5 separate regions of the Mus musculus genome follow, and regions 2, 3, 4 and 5 are each linked to region 1. Evidence: chromatin loops called from intact Hi-C (ENCODE). Cell type or tissue: heart. All regions are shown on one strand.

What was found. Hi-C counts contacts between places; a loop is a spot of excess contacts. Peaks named below come from ENCODE experiments on the same cell type or tissue, not always from the same donor. Only the 100,000 strongest peaks of a DNase experiment are listed, where the experiment ranks them.
Region 2: it touches region 1 in a loop (8-fold over the local background); 5 of 42 quality-filtered maps call a loop at or near these places.
Region 3: it touches region 1 in a loop (2.0-fold over the local background); 2 of 42 quality-filtered maps call a loop at or near these places.
Region 4: a loop joins it to region 1, with 10 times the contacts of the local background. A loop is called at or near these places in 9 of 42 quality-filtered maps.
Region 5: it touches region 1 in a loop (14-fold over the local background); 6 of 42 quality-filtered maps call a loop at or near these places.

The regions. Positions count from the first base shown.
Region 1 is chr10:56,598,165-56,602,164 of GRCm38, forward strand. No RefSeq gene overlaps it. Among named protein-coding and RNA genes, the nearest start is that of Gm36595, 170 kb to the left of the region's middle. In heart, a CTCF peak has its summit at 2,041; DNase peaks (open chromatin) are centred at 187 and 1,987.
Region 2 is chr10:56,681,337-56,685,336 of GRCm38, forward strand. No RefSeq gene overlaps it. Among named protein-coding and RNA genes, the nearest start is that of Gm36595, 250 kb to the left of the region's middle. In heart, no CTCF peak of the experiment used is centred here; a DNase peak (open chromatin) is centred at 1,715.
Region 3 is chr10:56,467,244-56,471,243 of GRCm38, forward strand. The region is part of intron 4 of Gm36595 (predicted gene, 36595); the gene reads left to right. Among named protein-coding and RNA genes, the nearest start is that of Gm36595, 37 kb to the left of the region's middle. In heart, no CTCF peak of the experiment used is centred here; a DNase peak (open chromatin) is centred at 1,978; H3K4me3 peaks cover 576 bases; H3K27ac peaks cover 783 bases.
Region 4 is chr10:56,375,629-56,379,628 of GRCm38, forward strand. Gja1 (gap junction protein, alpha 1) reads left to right here and starts at 1,672. Exons shown (of 2, transcript NM_010288.3): 1 at 1,672-1,890. In heart, a CTCF peak has its summit at 235 (motif pointing left); DNase peaks (open chromatin) are centred at 1,633, 2,593, 3,113, 3,423 and 2 weaker places; H3K4me3 peaks cover 2,931 bases; H3K27ac peaks cover 3,490 bases.
Region 5 is chr10:56,753,356-56,757,355 of GRCm38, forward strand. No RefSeq gene overlaps it. Among named protein-coding and RNA genes, the nearest start is that of Gm36769, 180 kb to the right of the region's middle. In heart, no CTCF peak of the experiment used is centred here; a DNase peak (open chromatin) is centred at 1,666.

The sequences.
Region 1 (4,000 bases):
ATCAATCTTGAAATAAGTCAGAGAGGGTGTAAGACAAGAATTCTACATGGATTATTAATTAAGTAGAAACAAAGCAAAAACCAACAACAGGAAAGATTAGTAGTGGTTACTCATGGGCAGCTGGATGACCCTCAAACCAAGAAGACAGCACAGCTGTGTTGGAAGAGAGGGAAGAAGAGCAGAGCATTTATTGGAACCACTGGTGTCTTAACAGGATTCAGGCTCATAATTTCCTATGTGACTCATCTAGCATTGCACAATCGATGCTTTGAAAGTCTATTTCCTCAAGACGTCGGCATGGTGTTACACTGCAGCTTCCTGATGCACATTTTTAACTCCTGTAGTTTCTTAAAACATGTTTCAGACTGCTGTGTTTACCTGTTGGATGGACTACTTTATATTCATTAAAAATGTCTTAAGAGCTTTACCACACACACTCATCCCTTTAATTTTTTTTCTCTGTAAGTCTAATTTAACTGTAGGAGTCTGAGCCATTAGCCCTTCAGTATTTCCTGTGTTATTTTGAGATTTTTTTTTTTTTCAAAAGAGCCTTTGGTCATGTGCTGAAAATAATTGTCAGTCAAATCATTATTCTTCATTGAGGAAGAGCCTGAAACTATGGGGTACTTAAAAACAAGCGGAGTGGGGGAATGAAGCTGTTCTAACCCCAAAAGCAAAATCTCCAATCTAGAAAAGTAGGTTCCTTTTCAATTGACAGCATAGAGAAACCAAACCACAGGTAGATGTACAAGGCGATGGGGCAGACTTCTGAAGGGATAGTGAATTTTAAAATGTGTTTTCTCTAGTTTGTGAGGTTTTTATCCACAGATGCCTAATCTTTATTAAGACTCGAGGGAAAAATTACATTCATATCCAAAGTTAGAAGGCTATTATTCCTCACTTTCAAGGATTTAACAGTAAGTTAAATCTCTATTATGGTTAGTACTTAATAACCTACTGTAAAATCATGACTTACTTTTCCAGGGGCTTAGCTTTCCTAAGAAATACATATGCTGATGAACACCGTGTGTCTGTTTACTCATTTGCCTTTTTATGTTAATAAAATTTCGGATGTTGTCACTAGAAGCAAGTGTTCAGTTTGCCAACATTCCTTTAGGAAATACACTATGTTTAGACAGTTTTAAAACAATCAGCATCCGGCTGAAACATCTGATAAACTGTAAAGCAGGAATAGGTACTTTAATTTTAGAGTAACTATGAGTGATTTCCTCTCCTTGCAGGTCTGCAGTTTCTTGTCCTCAGGATCCAGTACTGACTGAGAGCAAGTTGCCACTGGACTCTGCATGGACTAAGGCAAAACGTGTAAGTAAGACGCCTTTATCATCAGAGTCATGATCTCATTAAGTTTCTTGGTTTAAGGAGCATGAACTCTATAAATAATTCAAACTGTACTGAAAGAGTTAAAGCTTTGCTTTATATGACAAATCATGGCTTTGAGACAACTTGTCCTAAGTTCGTTCAGGGTGGAAAAATCTGAGGATGTTTAACATAGAGCAAAGTAGTTTAAGGAGATATTTCCAAAATTTGTGTTAGCCAAATAATCTCAAGGACATTTACGTTTGCATTCTTTCTTGTTCTCATCCTAGATGAACATAGGGTTTCCTTGCTTGACATGAAGAAATTAAGAACAATAAACTTGGCTCATCACTTCTGATCTCCAGCTAAGGTTATTAAAAGCACAAAAGTGCTGATTTACAACAAGGGTGTTCAGGCCCCATCTAACAATGCTCAGTCCAATGGTTGTGTGAAAATTCTAGCCTGTTTTCTTCCCCTTAGTGAGAAATCTTTGAAATCCAAAATGACTCTTATGAACTTCAAAAAGGTGTGATGGCCAATTGTTTAAGCCCCGGTGAGAAAATTCTCCCACGAGTTCATAGAACACAGTGTTATGATGTTAGAAACTCAAATGCCTTTTACACAGGATGTTAACCTCTCACAGAAGCCTGCTGCTGTGATGTGGGAAGTCCTGGCTTCCAGGTTTACAAGGATGAGGGCTGTAAACAGGATGCTGAGCGCCACCTAAGGACACAGTGCCTCTCCTTGGAGACATACCAAGGCTCAAAGTTACGAATGCAATGTTGAAGAAAATATTAGAAATTTTGAGCCTTTTCTCTTTGTCTTTTCCATATTTTATACATACTCAGAGAGAAAAACCTTCTTTTAGACATTAGACATTGATAACAATCTTAGACTAGCTTCCAGAAAGCATAATACACAAATCAGCTTTGTAAAAAGCAGTATATCCTTTTGTGATAACTATTAAAAAGATTTTGTGTGGTTACTTGAGTTCTCTTTAGATCTAAGATAAAAATAAATAAGAATTTTATGTAGCACACACAAACTACTTTTTGATTGAATACAAAGTTTTCCTTTATTTAATTTATAGAAATAACGCTTTAGACCTTAAAAAAAGAAAAAAACCAATGATTTTTTTAAAAAAAGAAAGAAAGAAAGCTATCTTATGGTAATGTTTGAAGTTATGACTGACTTTGCTGTGAACATTATGTTTTCAAGTATCATATCCCTGTCTTTTGGAAAGGTCTATAGCAAAGCACATATTAATAACTGCCTTTGGTGGGAACAGAGTCCAGAACGTCTAAAGAGAGACATATGAGAAAGTAAATACACACCTTGAGAATTGTCTCCCTGAGATCCTAATCAAAAGTGAGCAACTGTGGTCATTTGCCTCCCTTTAAAAGCCAGAAACTGCAAGGAATCAAAAGAAGGTAGCAACTTTGCAAAGAAATGTTTCCTTACCTCCAAACCCTCAGACAGTGATTATTCTGAGCCTTCATTTCTGCCTCCACCCTTTACCATGAAATGCTCTTCCCTCTGCCCTTCCCCCCCAAGCCCCCCCCCCCACTCCACCCCACCACACCTGTCCTGGCCTCCTTCTGGCAGCCTCAGGAGACCACTGCAGCACTATGTCATCCACCTCCTCTTTCCTATTCCTAGCCGGCATTTGCCTTTTGCTTCCAGGTCTTATACTCTGTATTGCCTTCATTTTCAAATGCCCTTTGAACATGTAAGCAAGACCATCTGCTGGGAAAAGGAAAACAGGAGCAGCAGCTGCCTCTGTCTTGTACGCTCTCCTCCTGATATAGAGTGCAACATAATTCACAGTCACCCATTAACTCCTAAGGGCACTCATTCTACAGTGTTCTGAAACCTACACATGGTACTCTTTGCACTTGCCCTCTCCCTTAGCCAGCTCCTGTAGCATCCCTCAGTCAAGATGCTACTTGTTGCTCCTGTAGCATCTATCAGACTAAAGACTAAGATAAACTTTTGAAGCAGAGAGTCCTGGTTTGATGAGTTTTCTGAAACAAACTGCTTATTGATCTTTCCTTGAAACTTTGGTTTCAAATCTGGTCCCTTCCCCTCTTTTCCCTTTCCCTGTTGCCGATAGATCCTCTATACTCAGCTGCCTTTGATCTCGTTCTAGACTACTCTTCCTCCAGGCTTTCTCATCCTGGCTGTCCACAGGTATATCTGTCTTGTGGCCATATTATTCCTTTACTTTGATTCAGTGATTTTATTCATTCACTACCAATGCATAATTGGGAGCCAAACGCAATCTTTGGATTATTTTTGGTAGCCAACAGTGACAATACAAGCAATGGGAGAACTGGTAGCTAGCTACAAATCTTTACCACTAGTAAGTAGCCAGAAATCAGATCTCAGATAAAATGTCACAGTGCAAATACAACACTGTTCAGGTAATCAGAAAGGAAACAGTTTGTACACTCCAATGGCAATGCATTTTAGGGGCAAAGATTGATTTGAAAAATGTTATTTTTACATTGTAAATATGATAAGAATCATTTTTTAAAAAAGATACCAGCAGAGATGACAGGGGGTAGGGTGAAGTCATTCTTTCCACTGGGACTATCCAAATTTTCACCTGAAATGGTGTGATCTACAGCTTGTTACTGCAGAGAGAAAAACACATACCAAGAGTAGGTGTGTAGACATGTTT
Region 2 (4,000 bases), 83 kb after region 1:
AAAATCTACCTTAAAAAGCTAAAATAAGGGCTGGGGTGTATTTAAGTTGGTGGAGAGCACAAAACCCAACCCCAGCACTCAAAGGTAGATGCTAGAGGATCATGGGTATCTTTGGCTACAAAATTATTCTGAGGCTAGTCTAAGCAATACAGAGAACTGTTTCAAAAGAGGGGGAAGGGAGATTAAATAACACTAAACAAAAAAACAGAAAATGCTTTCCCCATTAAAGCATAGAAACTTAAACTAGGGCCACTTCTTCAACTGTAAGAACAATCTAAATACAGTCAAGCTAAAGGCAATGACTTGTTTAAGCCAGATCACAGGAGAAATGGCATTTTGCTCAAATAGAAGTCTGCAATATCAGAGAAATCAGGCTGGTCTCTGGCTATGGAATTGCATTCAGAAAGGGAAAGCGGGTCCTTCCCTCAGGATGTGCACTGACTCACAGTGGATGCTTTCTGCCTTTGGGAAGTGAAGTGATCACATGACTCCACTGCCCTGCGTGAGTATATAGAAGGTAAAGTGGCTCAGTGTAACTGATATGAAGTCAGCAGGACTTTATCTTCTATAGAAATATAAGGCAGCAGCAGCAGGCAGGATGAAAAAGAAAAGTCTTCAGATGAAGGAACATCACACACTCATAAACCTAAACATCTTCCAACCATAGCTGTATTTACGTGAAATTCTAGAAAAATTCAATTAATTTTATGTAGGAATTTTAATTTGATCTAACAAAACCATTTACTTTTCCCATGATTTATGTAAGGATTTCAACTCTTTTAGTTATTAACTTAATAACCTATGAAGTGCTTTCTTTGCTGCAATAATAATTAAGAAATGGAAGAATTTTTTGCATTTGTGCCCATCGGATTATCAACTATCTACCTCCTTGAGAACCCCTCTTTGTTCCAGGGGTTGGTACAATTGGAATACATTTTCTTTTGATATTTCTTGGGGTTTGGAGATACAGTTGTGTTTAACTGATTGTCTTAGTCAGGGTTTCTATTCCTGCACAAACATCATGACCAAGAAGCAATTTGGGGAGGAAAGGGTTTATTCAGCTTACATTTCCACATTGCTGTTCATCACTGAAGGAAGTCAGGACTGGAACTCAAGCAGGGCAGTAAGCAGGTGCTGATGCTGAGGCCATGGAGTGTTCTTTATTGGCTTGCTTCCCCTGGCTTGTTCATCCTGCTCTCTTATAGAACCCAAGACTACCAGCCCAGGGACAGTACCACCCACAAGGGGTCCTTCCCTGCTTGACCACTAATTGAGAAAATGCCCTACAGCTGGATCTCATGGAGGCATTTCCCCAACTGAAGCTCCTTCCTCTGTGATAACTCCAGCCTGTGTCAAGTTGACAGAAAACTAGCCAGTACACTGATCATCTGTTCAATGGAATAAAAAGTACCTCTAAACATTTAGGATAATGTTTTGTAGTCAGTCATTATACTCCTTAAATACCATGTAGGAGATACAAAATACATGAGAGAGATGAAAGAGTAGAATAGGAGGCTAGTGGTAAACCAGTTTGACCCTGATAGACACTGGCCAACCTGAGCAACTTATAAAAATTCCATACAAAAGAAATTGTTTCTCTGTGCATGTACAAATAGCTCCAAAGGAGCTTCCTAATGAAAATAAACTTCCTCCTGCCAATTTAGCGCCCCTAAATAGCTGTTTGCCAGGCCCATGACTCTGCTCTGTCCACCTACTTTTCCCACCAGGATATATGAATGACATCCCATGCTCCCAGAGAACACATGTCCAGTACGGTTCCCATGGTCTGCCTCACCTATTGTTCAAAACACAATAAGCTGGCAGGGAAGTGTGTCGTGATGCACTGATTTCAAATTTTCTAGGGTGGGGGCTGTCACTCATCTGAAAACTTGAACTGTTAGTAACTATCACAGATGTCCAGGTGTCTTTCACTCTTTCCTTCAGGTAAGAGCCAGATAGAGTTTTCTTCTAACTAGGAAAACTGAACAGGCTTGCTTCGTGTGTTAAGGTGCTGAAAAGAAAATCACCTCTGCTTTCATGTAGTGAAAAGATATTTAGAGAGCTTGACACTCTGACATGTTTCCGTTTCTATAAAATGCTGAAAACAAAACAAAATACAATGACCTTGCTTTTCAGAGGATCCGTGGGGGGAAAACCTAAGCTTCCATAGGGAGGGAGACTGTTAGCAGACTCCAGGGTTATCTTGTAAACAGGAAACAACTTTGTGAAGTGTGTGTGTGTGTGTGTGTGTGTGTGTGTGTGTGTGTGTATGTGTGTGTGTGTGTGTCTGGCTCCTTCTCTCTGTGTCTGTGTGTGTATGCATGCCTTTGTGTGTTTCTCTGTCTGTGTGTCTCTGCATCTCTGTCTCTGTCTCTCTGTCTTTTTTTTTCTCTCTGTGTTGTGTGTCATATGTGTCTCTGTTTTTCTATCTCCTCTTTCGCTCTCTGTGTGTCTGTGTCTCTGTGTCTTTGTGTGTTTCTCTGTGTCTATGTGTCTCTGCCTCTATGTTGATCTCTGACTTTCTGTCTCTCTGTCTCTCTGTCTCTCTCTTTGTGTATGTGTGTCTCTGTCTCTCTGTCTTCTTCCCTTTTGTTCTGTGTGCCCCTGTCTGTTTGTTTTTGTGTGTTTCTCTGTGTGTCTGTGTATCTGTGTCTTTATCTGTGTCTGTCTGTCTGTCTCTCTGTGTAATGCTATAATTTCTATGCTTATGATTAAGGAACTATTATAAAACAAATAAATGAAGAAATAACAACAAAACACCCCTCATCTAACTAGTGAGATTTTAGTTGATATTTGTAGGATTTTTATATTTGGACACTAAACTAAGGAAATATAGATAAAACAAGCTCAAAAGTTCACTACAGAGCAAAGCTTTTATCTGTATTTTATCTAAACTAAATGATTAGTAAGCCAACGAACAAGAGGCATCTTCCCTTATCTCTTCCAGATCTCTTATAATAATACAGAATAAGATGGTCCATAAATTTAAAAGAAGTCAACATGCTGAAGGAGGCAGGTTCCTATGTGCACATATATAGCAAGAAAAAAAAATTCTCTGCTGAAAAAGAAGTGTCAGTAATTTTCTAAAACTGGTACTTGACACATTATAAAAGTTAGTAATTAAAACATCATGCAGGGTCCATGGCTCAATGGCTCAGTGGTTGAAGCTGCTTGTTGCTAATCCTAATTACTGAATTTCCTTGAACCCCCATGCTGGGGAGAGAGAAATGATTTCTACAAGTTACCTTCTGACCTCTACATGTGCATCATAGTGTACACACACACACACAGTAAATAAACAAATAAATAAATACATGAATAAATGAATGTAAAAAAAAGTTTAAACACTGTGACAAGTCATAGGAGTCCACCTATTCCGTTTGAAAATAGACCAGGAATCTGAAACCCAAATATAAAAGTGCTTAGACAGTGGGGTTCATATAAAGCATTTCATAATAGTTACTTCTCTAAGAATGTCTTCATAGTAACATTTCTAATTATTTGCTAGCTATAGAAAATGATACTTCATGTAAAATAAATTTGAGAAGGGAAATACTAAAGTGCTTTAAATTTCTACTGCTTCTCAATTAAAGTTACATATTATTTCTGTTAGTTTGAATAACCAAAGTTGTAATTTCTTAATGATTGACTTTTCAGGTTTTATTTTTTAAGAAAAAGATTATTTTTATGAATATGTGTTTTGTCCACATATATGTATATGTGTGCCTAGTGCCATCAGAGGTCAGAAGAGGGCATTGAATCCTCTGGAATTTGAATTTTAATTCAATTTAAAGATGGCTGTGAGGTGCCATGTAGGTGTAGGGACTCAATTCCCAGGCCTTTCCAAAAGCAACAAGTACTCTTAACCCCTCAGCCAACTTTTCATGCAAACAGGTTTTGTTTTTTGTTTTTTTTAATGGTTTTTCAAGACAGGGTTTCTCTGTGTAGCCCTGGCTGTCCTGGAGCTCACTCTGTAGACCAGGCTGGCCTTGAACTCAGA
Region 3 (4,000 bases), 130 kb before region 1:
GGTTGTTCCCAGTTTCTGGCTATTACAAATAAAGCTGCTGTGAACATAGTTGAGCAAGTGTCCTTGTGGGATGTTGGGGTATCTTTTATGTATATACCCAGGAGGTATAGCTGGGTCTTGAGGTAGAATTAGTCCCAGTTTTCTGAGAAACTGCCAAATTGTTTTCCAGAGTGTTTGTTCAAGTTTGTACTCCCATCAACAATGGAGGAGTGTTCCCCTTGCTCCACATCCTTGCCAGCAAGTGCTATCACTTGAGTTTTTGATCTTAGCCATTCTGATGGGTATAAGATAGAACCTCATAGTTATTTTGATTTGCATTTCCTTGATGACTAAGGACTTTGAACATTTCTGGAAGTGCTTCTCAGCCATTGGATATTCCTCTGTTGAGAATTCTGTTTAGTTCTGTACCCCATTTTTTAACTGGGTTATTTGGGTTGTTAGTGTATAACTTCTTGAATTCCTTGTAAATTTTGGATATTAGCCCTCTGTCAGATGTAGGGTTGGTGAAGAGCCTTCCCCAATCTGAGGGTTGCCTAATTGTCCTATGTGACAGTGTCCTTTGCTTTACAAAAGCTTTGCAGTTTCATGAGGACCCATTTATCAATTGTTGATCTGAGAGCCTGAGCCACAGGTATAAACCACCACAATGTCTTCAAGTACATTTTTGTTTGTTTGTTTTGAGACAGGATCTTACTATGCAACAGAGGTTGGCTTGGAACTTGGCATATAGACAAAGGTAGCTTTGAACTCAGAGATCTATTTTCCAAGTACTGACATTAAAGGTTGTGCTGCCAGGCCTGGCCCAAGTACATTTTTTTTAATCAATTTTCTGCTCTGATTCTCAGCTGAAATATTATGTACCCGGTAAAAATGTGACAAGATATGAGCAACAAACTTCATGTGTTTTATTTAGCATATTCAAAACAGTTTGAACTAAATATAGGTAATTTGAATCTTCTGTGATTTGGTGTCAAACAGATCTCAAAAGATCACTAAGACTAGAGCTGACTAAGCTTTGTGAACAAGAGAAATAACTCAGCAGTAAAAAGTATTTCTTACTCTTATAATAGACCAGGTTAGGGTTCCCAGCACAACATAGCAGCTCATAACCATATATACCTCCAGTTCCAGGAGCTTGGACATGCATGATCTCCTGGACTCACACACATATACTCAAATATATATACCAAAAAATAAAATGTAATTAAAAAAAGAAGCAAACATGCTTATGCTTTATTTGATAAGTATATAATTGTTATCTTGGGTCTTGGTAAAAAGGTAATATAGTGCAGGAATTAACCAAATTCTTACTTTTCTCATTAAAACTGAGAAAGTTTGCTTTGCAAATTCTCCAGTTGTCATATTGGTTACTTTGAGCTTTTTAACTGACCTAAAGTCGGATGTGTGGAAGTGTCAGGCCAGCTTTCCTGGGTGTGATCCAACCGTCTGCCTAGAGACATAACTATGACACATTCCTCAAAGCCTAGCTTGCTGGCTCAATCATACAGGCTTTGAGTTTAAATCCGGAAAGTAAAGAAAACGGGAGATAGTGATCAGCAACAGGCTGGGATGAGCTGGTCTGTGTAAGCGTTGGATTGGCAGAGCAGGAAAATCAAGAAGTGCCATCAAAATACACGGTGTGTCTTGTTTCTGACCCCAGTAATTTAGGTTGGTTGCTAAACAAAATAAATGCAGCTTCTCTCATGTTCAAAGCACTTCCTCAAAGAAAACAAAGTTAAGTGCCTAATACCAGGCTGATTCTCAGTTTGCAGATGAAGAAGCTGATGAGAGAGAGTCTAAATGCCCTGGTGGAGCTTAGACAAAGCTGGGGGTTACAAAGAAAGTCCGGGTCTTGTCCCAACAGGGTCACTATCCTGCAACCTTCTAGCCTGTCCCCGTGAATCAGCAAGAATGCTGGCAGTCTGGATGCCACATGGAAGGAAGCAAGCCTGGAATCTCCAGTCTAGGATTTTTGGCTCAGCGGGGGCTGCACACAGGCTAGCTGAAATCCGGCTTCAGGTTAACACAGAAGGAAAGGCGTAAAACCCGGACAACAGAGATAGGCTGCTCATAACGTTCCCGGTACCGCTCCGGAAAATTCAAAACAAAGTTGTATCAAAACAAAGTTGTAAAAGGAAAGACGATCATTTTGGAGCCTTGCTCAGGAATTCCAGGCTTTCCGTTCTGCACTCTCCTCCTCGCAAGGAAAGCCGTCATTTCTGAAAAAATATACCCAGTTTTAGGAAGGCTATTCCGAGAGGCAGACAGCTTTCTGAGGAGATCATTTGAACATCTGGGTTTTTTCCATTCTGTTTTGCTACTAATTTGCAATATGGTAATGAAAGAGCCTTGGGAGAAAACACATTGAGAGAAAAATTGTGCCTCAAAAATTATATATCTTTGTTTTTATTTGTTTTTGTCCCCTCCCCCTTTAAATATACTAGACAGTTTACAGTAGTTTGGCCACAGAGATATTTCTGTGACTGGAATTTTTGCCGTTATGATCAGGCCCACAAGTTTGGTTGCATTCCAACTCTTTAGCTTCACATCCTCTTAGCTTCTCGATCCATACATTAACAGAAGTGAAATAAATTACTAGATAAGGCATTTCCAAAGCAATGCAGAGCACATACCATATAAATATCAATTACCTTGACTGTTGAGAATAATATCCATTAGGGAATCCATAGATATTACTATTTCCTGCCTAACAATGCTTTTTAAACAAACAAACAAGCAAATAAAAACGGAGGAAAGATGTCTATGGAAGACAAGAGGAGTTTGTTCCCGTGTGCCACTTTTCAAAGTTAACTGGAGGCTGTTAGAAGCCAGCATGTTTAAACCAGTGTGGTGCCATCTTATGAAACAGGGGTTTAGACAAGTCATGTCATAGTCTCCCTTTCCACGTTCACACCCAGAGTGAGGCTGCCTTCTCCAAGTGGGATGACAGAGGCAGATGAGAAATACTCCTGCTTGTAAGAATTGCCATCTGTCATTGTGAGAGGTTCATTTCCTTATCTTTCTATTTAGACAAGCTGACTGGAAGCTGAGCGGGGTCTCACCTGGACAAAAGCCTTCTTGGACAGACTAACTTTGCAGAGGTTGCACATAGAGCAGTAACCTCCTTCCCAGAGACTAGAAGGAAGACGAGCTACTGTTGCTTCTGCTGCTGGCCATCTTTGGGTTGCCTACGATATCATTCCGTATGTTCTACTTGTTGATGAATAGCAAACTTGTGATAACACGGAGAGGGGAGCAGAAGAAATGGCTTAATTGGTAAAGAGTTTGCTATAAAAGCATGGGATGGGGGTGGGGTGGGGGGCTGGGTTCAAGGTCTAGCCTCTAAAGCCAGGCTCCTGTTTGAGCCGTAATCACATTTCAGGGATGATAAGACAGGAAGTTCCCTGGCGTTTTTCTATTCAGGTAATCCAACTGCATCGGGGAGTTCCGGACTCACTGAGAGAACCTATCTCCAAAAATCAGATGGAGATGATCAAGGACAATCTGCTACTCTTCACTTTCTGATCTAGAAATAAGAATTATGAAAAAATATTTCAATGGATATTCCTGTCAAGATGACCATCACAGAGATGCTGTCCAGTTACAAAGTGTTTGCCTAACATAGCCAAGGCCTTGGGGTCCATCCCCAGAATCACTAAAATGGAAATGCAAGCAAGCAAACAAAAGTCAATGTGGTAGATCTAATATCTACCTTGAGAGGATGTGACAGTTTTTCTTCTCAAATTGCCTTTAACCCAGTGATTCTCAATTTTCCTAAAACTGTAACCCTTTAATACAGTCCCTAATGCTTACAGTTCCTAAAGCTGTGGTGTTCTCCAACCATAAAATTATTTCATTGCTACTTCATGACTGTAATCTTGCTACAGTGATGCATAGTAATGTAAATATCTGTGTTTTCTGATGGTCTTAGGAGAACCCTGTGGAAAGGTCTTTCAGATCTACTAAAGGGTGGGGACCCATAGGTTGTGAACCACTGTGT
Region 4 (4,000 bases), 220 kb before region 1:
AGGGATCCAGTTTCACAAGCTGTCTTCTAATTTCCACTTGCATACACATATATGAATACACATAATAAATAAAGGTTAAAAAAAAACCAAAAACAAAAACAGAAACTCTAGGAGCTGGAGAGATGGCTCAGTGATTAAGAGCACTAACTGCTCTTCCAGAAGTCCTGAGTTCAATTCCCAGCAACCACATGTTGGCTCACAGCCATCTGTAATGAGATCTAAAGCCCTCTTCTGGTGTGTCTGAAGAGTTACAGTGTATTTATATACATAAAATAAATAAATCTTTTTTTAAAAAAATCTAATGTCACATTATCACATTCATTGCTGGACATAAAGCCTTGAAAGTCCGATTATAGTTTCTGCATCTGTAACATTACTTCCCTTCTTTAAGTTAAAGACAAAGGAACCTCAAAAGTAAGAGAACATGCTGGGGTCTTAAACTGTGAGGTTTTAAATGGCACTCCCTTAGTCATCCTAGTGAGAGGGTGCTTCGGCAGGAAAATGTTTCCCAGGAAGTCTTCGCCATCCTTTGTTCTGCTATTTACATTAGTGTGAGACGTTCAGCTCCATCAGGTGATGCCTATACAAAGGCCTAACTCCAGGAGCGCCGCTGAAGCCTGTTTATCGCCCTATCACAAGCCCTCGTGGGGGGCATCTGGGAACCCTCAAAGGAGCTGCCCACCCTAGGAATGAGGTCATATGACTCAGGCTTTCATAAACCCCATCAGGTATGATGAGAGAGGCATGAAGCTGTGGGCAGGCAGTCACCAGGCCCACATCTCTTCCCTGAAAGTGCTTCCGAGGGACAGGATTGGAAGAGAGAAAGAAGTTTTGAGACAGGCTGTGTCTGGCAACTCTGGTCTGCAGCGGTTAGAAGGAAGAGGAGGAGGGGGACAATTCTGGCATCTCCCTGCCGATTTAAATGTTAAATTGTAGGCATAAAAAAGACTAAGATATGGATCTTCACTTCCTTGGAGATTGGGTTGAGGTCCTATCAACGTTTCAGACAAGAGTTACATACATGATATATTATTTTTATTCATAGTATAGAACATGTATCTTCTTGTTGTTAATTAAAAGAATAAGGAAAACTACCTAAAGCAGCAGAGAAACTGAAGAGTAGACATCCCACTCCACGGGTCTGGTTGTGAAATGCCTTTCCCATGCCCACCGCCTCTTTCCTTTGTTAATTGTCCGGGTTTAAGAGGAAGAGAATTAGGTCATAAGAAAGATCACTCACACCCACCTCAAGCTTCACACACCTTGGGCAACCCAGAACAAGTCTGCACGAGTTCACCTTGTCTCCCCCCCCATTTTTATTTATTGTAATATTATTATTATTATCATTATTATTTAGGAAATGTGACCTAAAAGGGACATCTTCTCACTGCCCGTGGTCATCTCCTGAAGGAATGACCCATCCAACAGTTTTTTTTTTTAATCTGTGAGGAGTCACAGCCCCGCAGTAGCTGACGTACATCTAGAGCTATTTCTTACTTTTTTTCCCCTTCTCGTCAGCACATTGAAACTACAACTTTATCTTGACCAGGTTGCTTCTTCTGCCTGCTCAGCTCCACGCTCGCCAGCCTCCACTCCACCTCCTCCCCGCCTTTTCTTCCTCCCTCCCCTTTCTCCTAGCCCCTCCTTCCAGTTGAGTCAGTGGCTTGAAACTTTTAAAAGCTCTGTGCTCCAAGTTAAAAAACGCTTTTACGAGGTATCAGCACTTTTCTTTCATTGGGGGAAAGGCGTGAGGGAAGTACCCAACAGCAGCAGACTTTGAAACTTTAAACAGACAGGTCTGAGAGCCCGAACTCTCCTTTTCCTTTGACTTCAGCCTCCAAGGAGTTCCACCACTTTGGCGTGCCGGCTTCACTTTCATTAAGTGAAAGAGTAAGTTTTGAAAAAAAGAAAAACCCACTTTACCTAGTAGCGTCTCTTTCTGTAAGGGAAACTCTTCTATGCTTTGTAAATGCGTTGCGTCTTTGACTTAGGATACTGTAAGTAGAACGACGATCTTCAAAGTGCCTTTGTCATTTCCACGTGCTGAGTTTGATTTGGGTTTGTTTAAAAAGTTCCGCTGAGAGTGCAACAGGTAAAAGGCTCAAACTTTTTCCAACTAGAGTGAAGGAAGGACCAAGTTACTAAACTTAGTTCTTTGTTATGGAGCCTAACTTCACTTTTCTGTAGTCGCCAATGGAGAAGGTGTTGCGGGGGTGGGGGTGATGGGGGGGCACCTCAGTCAACTTTGCTTAGCCTGCTTCCTATAGTGCTGGACACTACACGCTTCTTTTTTTTCTTATGAAAATCCGGTCGCCTGTTCTACTGCCTTGAAACTGCAGACTCCTTTTGTAACAGAGTGCTTTGTTGAGACGCTGCGGCAGCAGTTGACTTCCACGTGGTTCTCTCTTAGACTTTTCAGGACTAAGCCACTAAATACGTAGACCAGGGTGCTGCGGTTAGAGTTTTTAGACCAACAGTGGGTACTTTGTGCAAGCCTGTGCGATGCTACGGGATGAACCTCTTAGCCTGCACAGCCAGCATTTTTTTTTAATACTCCACGCTGGCAACTCCGGGCGCGAGAAATCTTGAATGGGTGGTGGTGACTTACGGAGAGTTAGAGGAAGAACGGGCGTTTAGAAACAGTGTGTGCCAGGTTGCTTTTCCAAAATCAACTGCTAGAACGCGAGCTCCTAGAAGGAATGGGGAAAAGGGATTTTTAGAGCTGCGCTTTTAGAAAGAGCTGCCCCCTCTCCACCCCCAACTCCTCCTGCGTGCCCGGACTTGTAGTGACTTCAGAGCTGTTAGGACAGTTTTGAATTGGAGCCATCAGAGGGTGCAAAGCACTAAGCAAAAATGATGCTAACGTGCAGCTTGAAGGGGGTCCGTCTTAAAGCTTTTATTTTTAATTGGTAACACATTCTGTAAAGCACTTTGACCGGCCTAAATCCACACCGAAGTATCAGGGTGGGTCTGTATTGAAGGGCTTTTTTTTCTGTACCAGACCAGGCCGAGTCGTTGTGAAGTGAAAGCTTTAGGGCAGAGGATGGCACGGGCCCCTCCTGCCCAGTCTTAGCATCATCACGGGCTCCGTTCGCGCTTCCCGCAGCCTCCCAGCTTCGCGGTCCAGACGGCTGGCTGCGGAGGGGGGGAGGGGAGGCCAGGCTCGCGGCCCGACGGTCAGAAAGCAAGTGGGCGACTTTATTAAAGTTGTCAGTCTGAAGTCCCCCGCGCCCTCCCAGTCGCCTTTTCACGGTTTCTCTGCCTAAACTCGTCGGGTGGCTGAGTGGAGCCCCTGGGAAGGTCCCCTAAACACCTAGGGAGTCCCGGTGCTGGTAAATGCACTTGTAACACTCCTGGAAACTCTTGAAATTCCCCAAGAATGAGGCGGGGCGGAAGAAGGAGGGGCAAAGAAGACCCTTCGAGAAACCCTGCCATAGCTACTGACGTGTGCTGAGGCAAATCCGTTCAGGATTGGGAAATTCAAACCTTGACTTCCGAGCAGAGTTCTCCCCGTGAGTGCCCTCGGATCCACCCAACGCTCGCTGGGCATCTCTGGCAGAGTCTTGGTCGAGCACCCCGGGAGACAGCTTCCCTTCCCCTCCCTCCCAGTGCTGGGTTTCGGGTTGGAAGAGGAAAACTTAAAACGTACAGGGCAGCCTTTGGAGGTGGATTTGATTCCTTTGTTCCCCAAGCCAAATAATAATGACTGGAAGGTAGTGAATCTTACCAGTCCAAAAGACCACTGGGCAACCTTGAACGGTCAGTAGTGTCCCATGAGGAAGCCTGGGGTTCTTTTTTTCTTTTTTTTTAATGAGGATTGCTGAAAATAAAAGTCTGTAAAGTAAAGTATGCTAATGAGGACGTATACTACCTGAGGAGAGGGGTACTACTAGTTAATTCTGCTAGGTAGGCCAAGTTGTGTTGAAATGTTAGTTACAGATTGTATGGTGTGTCCTGGTGAGGTGTTGAATTCTGAATTACTGGAATACATCTATCTCCC
Region 5 (4,000 bases), 160 kb after region 1:
TCCTAACAGCAGGAAGGGAAATATGGGGTTTGCTTTGTTAAAGGAAACAAAACAGAAGAGGACAAGTGGCTGTGTGCAATTCTAGAGATAAATCACAATGGGATGACTAGCAGGCACTCACTCTTGAGTGACACAGAGCAGGACAGTCAAGGGCAGAGACTTGTAGCATCTGCAGTCCATTTCAACACTGTGATCCAGAGGAAAGGGTGACTTCTGGACCAGTTTTTAAATCTTCAATAGCTCCTGCCCTATTTAATTTGGTGTGCATTAGACAAGTTATCAATGCTGCTGGGAAGAAAGGGTCCAATAATAGAACTTAATTTACTAGGATAGTTGAATTCCCATTCAAGGACAAGGATGAACTGCTGAGTGTTAAGAGACACCGTGAGGTTGGGTATCCATCAGTCATTCTAGATGTCACTTGCAGGACCTTGGCCTGGATCCAGTAAGGTTTACTAACACTCTGTGCAACGAAATGCTATTCCAAGCTGCTATGCACTGTAGCTAGTTTTTATTCTTATTCAGTTCAGTATTTTCTGAGTCAGGCACATTGTCTAGTTTGTGTCACACAGTCCAAGTTCCTTCTTAAATATTTCCTTGTTTTTCTAATTCCTTTATACATTGTCTCCATTCCCGTATCCCTCTACAACAGAAACTGTTATTTTAATGTACTTTCCTTTTCTTTGTGTAGGAGATGAGCATCATGGGTAGGTATGTGTTTGTTATAATTTGTGCTTAGGTTACTATTTCATAGTGCTATAATTGTTTCATTTTAAATCACTTGGTATTGTGTTTTAAACATGCATTTATTCCTAGTCCTTTGATTCCAACTGTGGCACAGTATTACATTGTGTGTTTCCAGCAGGGTGGATGTTGTACTGTAAATAATATATTACATGATTTTAAAAAGGCTGAATCTCCCAGTCTGTGGGCCCAGAAAAGCTTAGGTTGGGATTTCTCTGGAAGAGATTATCAGGCGAAAGACTGCTCACTTGTCACTATTTGGTTGCATGTTTCCTAGATGCTCATCAGAATGGTTATGTTTGCAATTCATGTGTTTGTGGACTATATACTTCTTAAGAGTTCTTACTTGTTTGTGGATCTGTACTAACTGGCTCAATACTAAGAAAATGTTTACTGTACGTTTGTTGAATAAATAAGTGGGATCGAGTAGATCAAGCCAATTAATGCAAAAGGAAATTAGCATGGTCAAATAGAAATGAGACCCATGCGGCTTAATTTACCTACACAGAGACTTTCAGTTTGCTAGTGAGGAAGAGAAAAAACACTATTCAAAAGTTGCCAGAGTTTCAGGACTCTGTGTCCTGTCTTTGAACTGCTGTTTCCTCAGAGGAGTGGAAGGGATTTCTATTATACTGAGTAAAAAGGACATGCTCTGTGGAGCTTCCCATAATTGTTCCAAGAGCAAACTGTACTTCCAATGCCACTTCTCCCAGAAGTCAACACTATTTCCTCTCTCACTCTACCTTCCGGTTAAAAAAAAAAAAAAAAAGAAAAAGAAAAGAAAGTTCCTGTTTGTGATGAACAGAGGTCGGGCTCTCCGTGGGAATATTCACAAAGAATTGACATCCTCTGCAGACAATGTCACCGTGTCATAGGGCACGTTTTACCTTCCACATTGGATCACCACGTGGAATGTGTGCAGGATGGGATATCCATCACTGGATGACAGACTTATGACAACACTGTGGATCAGCGCCAAACCAATTGGGAGATGCTCCTGGGTGGCTCCTACAATAAAATGACAGAGGGTTCTGGTCTGAAATCAAGGCGGCTGGGGCGAGAACGGGAGCATTGCAAAAACAATCCTAAAGTATTTCCAAACATAAGTCTAGGATCTAAAGGGAATCAGTGCATAACTACTTTGATTTTTCAATTTCTTATGCCTAAGAAAAATTAAATGAGGACAAAAGTGGTTAAATTCGCCACTTAGCATTATCTCCAATGTTTAAGCTTTACACCGTGCTTTTTTAAATCACATATAATATTGAGATTTTAAACTGTATAATTAAATGTCCTAGCATGGTTTCTGCCACAGTGATGAAAAGCAACTTTGGGAAGGTGGGTTCATTGGCTTACACTTCCACATTCCAGTCTGTCTTCAGCGGGAGTCTGCTGAGGAGCCCAAGGCAAGAACTCGGAGACAAGAGCTGAAGTAGCCTGAAGCTTGGAGGAACCCTGCGTACAGGTTTGTGTTCCTGTGGCTTGCTCAGCCATTTTTTTAAAACAACCCAGCACCACCTGCCCAGGTGGGCCACCTCACGTCAATCATTAATCAAGAAAACATCCTCCAGACCCAGGTACAGACCAATGTGATGGTCCTCAACTGCTGTCCCTCTTCCTAGATGAGTCTAGTTTGTGTCATTGACAAAAACTAATCAGCACACTTAGTCCCCAAAGTGTGATTGTTAAAACAGGAAGGGAAAAAATTAATAATAATAGCTTGAGATTCAGACAGAAAATTAGCACTAAGAAAGTGATGACTTTTGCATTGTTGTGAATACCTGATAGAAACAAATGGAGGGGCGGAAAATTGATTCTGAAATTCTAGTTCGTGTTAAGTCCACACACTTGTGCCAAATGTCACAGTAGTGGGAGTAAATGACAGAAGAGATTCTCCATGGAGGATAAGGAACAAGAGAAAAGGTACACAGGAAAGAGTTAGGAGAGATATAGTCCCAAGTATACACTTGGTGACCCACTTTCTCCTACTGAGATCCATGCCTTATCTTTCATTGCCTGTCAATAATGCTATTTATTATTATTATTATTATTATTATTATTATTATTATTATTATTATCCTATCAAGTGATTAATCTAGTGGTTAGGTCCAAGCTCTTTGATTGGATTTTCTCTGGAAATATCAGCAGAGACACATCCAGAGGTCTTCGTTGTGAGGAGCGGGTATGGTGGCAGTCCCAAGAAGGCGCCAGGGACTGCAGCTAAGTCTTATGACTTGCACCTGACTTCCTCATCTGAATATAAGCCACAACCATCATAAGAGCTGCGCAGGTGTACCAGGATACTGGCGAATCCATTTTGGTGGAGATATGCCCCTGCTGCCCTGATTAGCTGAAGCTGTGTACCTGGTGAGGTGACGTGGCCTGCTGTGAGTGGATGAGGGCTGAGAGTATATAAGAGTGAGAGGCCCGGGTTAGAGAGAGGATTATTATTACTGGGAGATATAAACAAAGAGAAAGAAGAGAGAGGAAGACTGGTTTGCTGAATAAACTGCTGTTAGAAGGACTGGTGGTCGTGTCGTTCTTGCTGGTCGAGAGCGGACGCGACACTTCATCACTTATCTTCGAATAAAATTAACTGACAGTTTTAGTTGATCATTGAACCTGAGCTCAACTTAGAACCTGGAGAACCATGTTCCAACATTGCTCTTGGTAAGAGGCTGGGTGATGGAAGGGAGTGTTTGAGTATCTTAAAGCAAGTGGAGTACGCTGGACAACACTAAAGTCTATTGTGAAGTTAGTAAAACCATGGAAATTTCATTAAATCTTATGAGTTTCCCCTCACAGGGGTTGGGTTAAGCTAAGTAGCGGAGTCAGAGAGTTACATTAGTTTTCAAATCACACCGCATCACCAGGAAACTTTGTAAAGAAGAGGACAGATTTTATTTTCCAATCAACTCAGCAGGTGGTATTTCCAAAATGAATATCATGGCACAGAGTAAAGGTTACGATAAACTTGGAGAATCCTCAGTGCAGTGGTGGATATGAGTTAGTCACAGATGAAAAATCCTAGTCTCTGCAACTTTTTCTCAATGAGACTTAGTTGAGTGTGTGATCAAACTAGCTGTTAAGAAGAAACACCTTAAATACATCCCCTGAAAATCCTCGTTTCTGAGGTTGCAGTTGGTCGCCACATTCGACATTAAATGGTGACACCAACATGTTAGTCCGTGATCCATTTGATTCATTTCTCCTCCTCAACATCAACTGCTTGCCTGGACCACTATTGTGACCCATG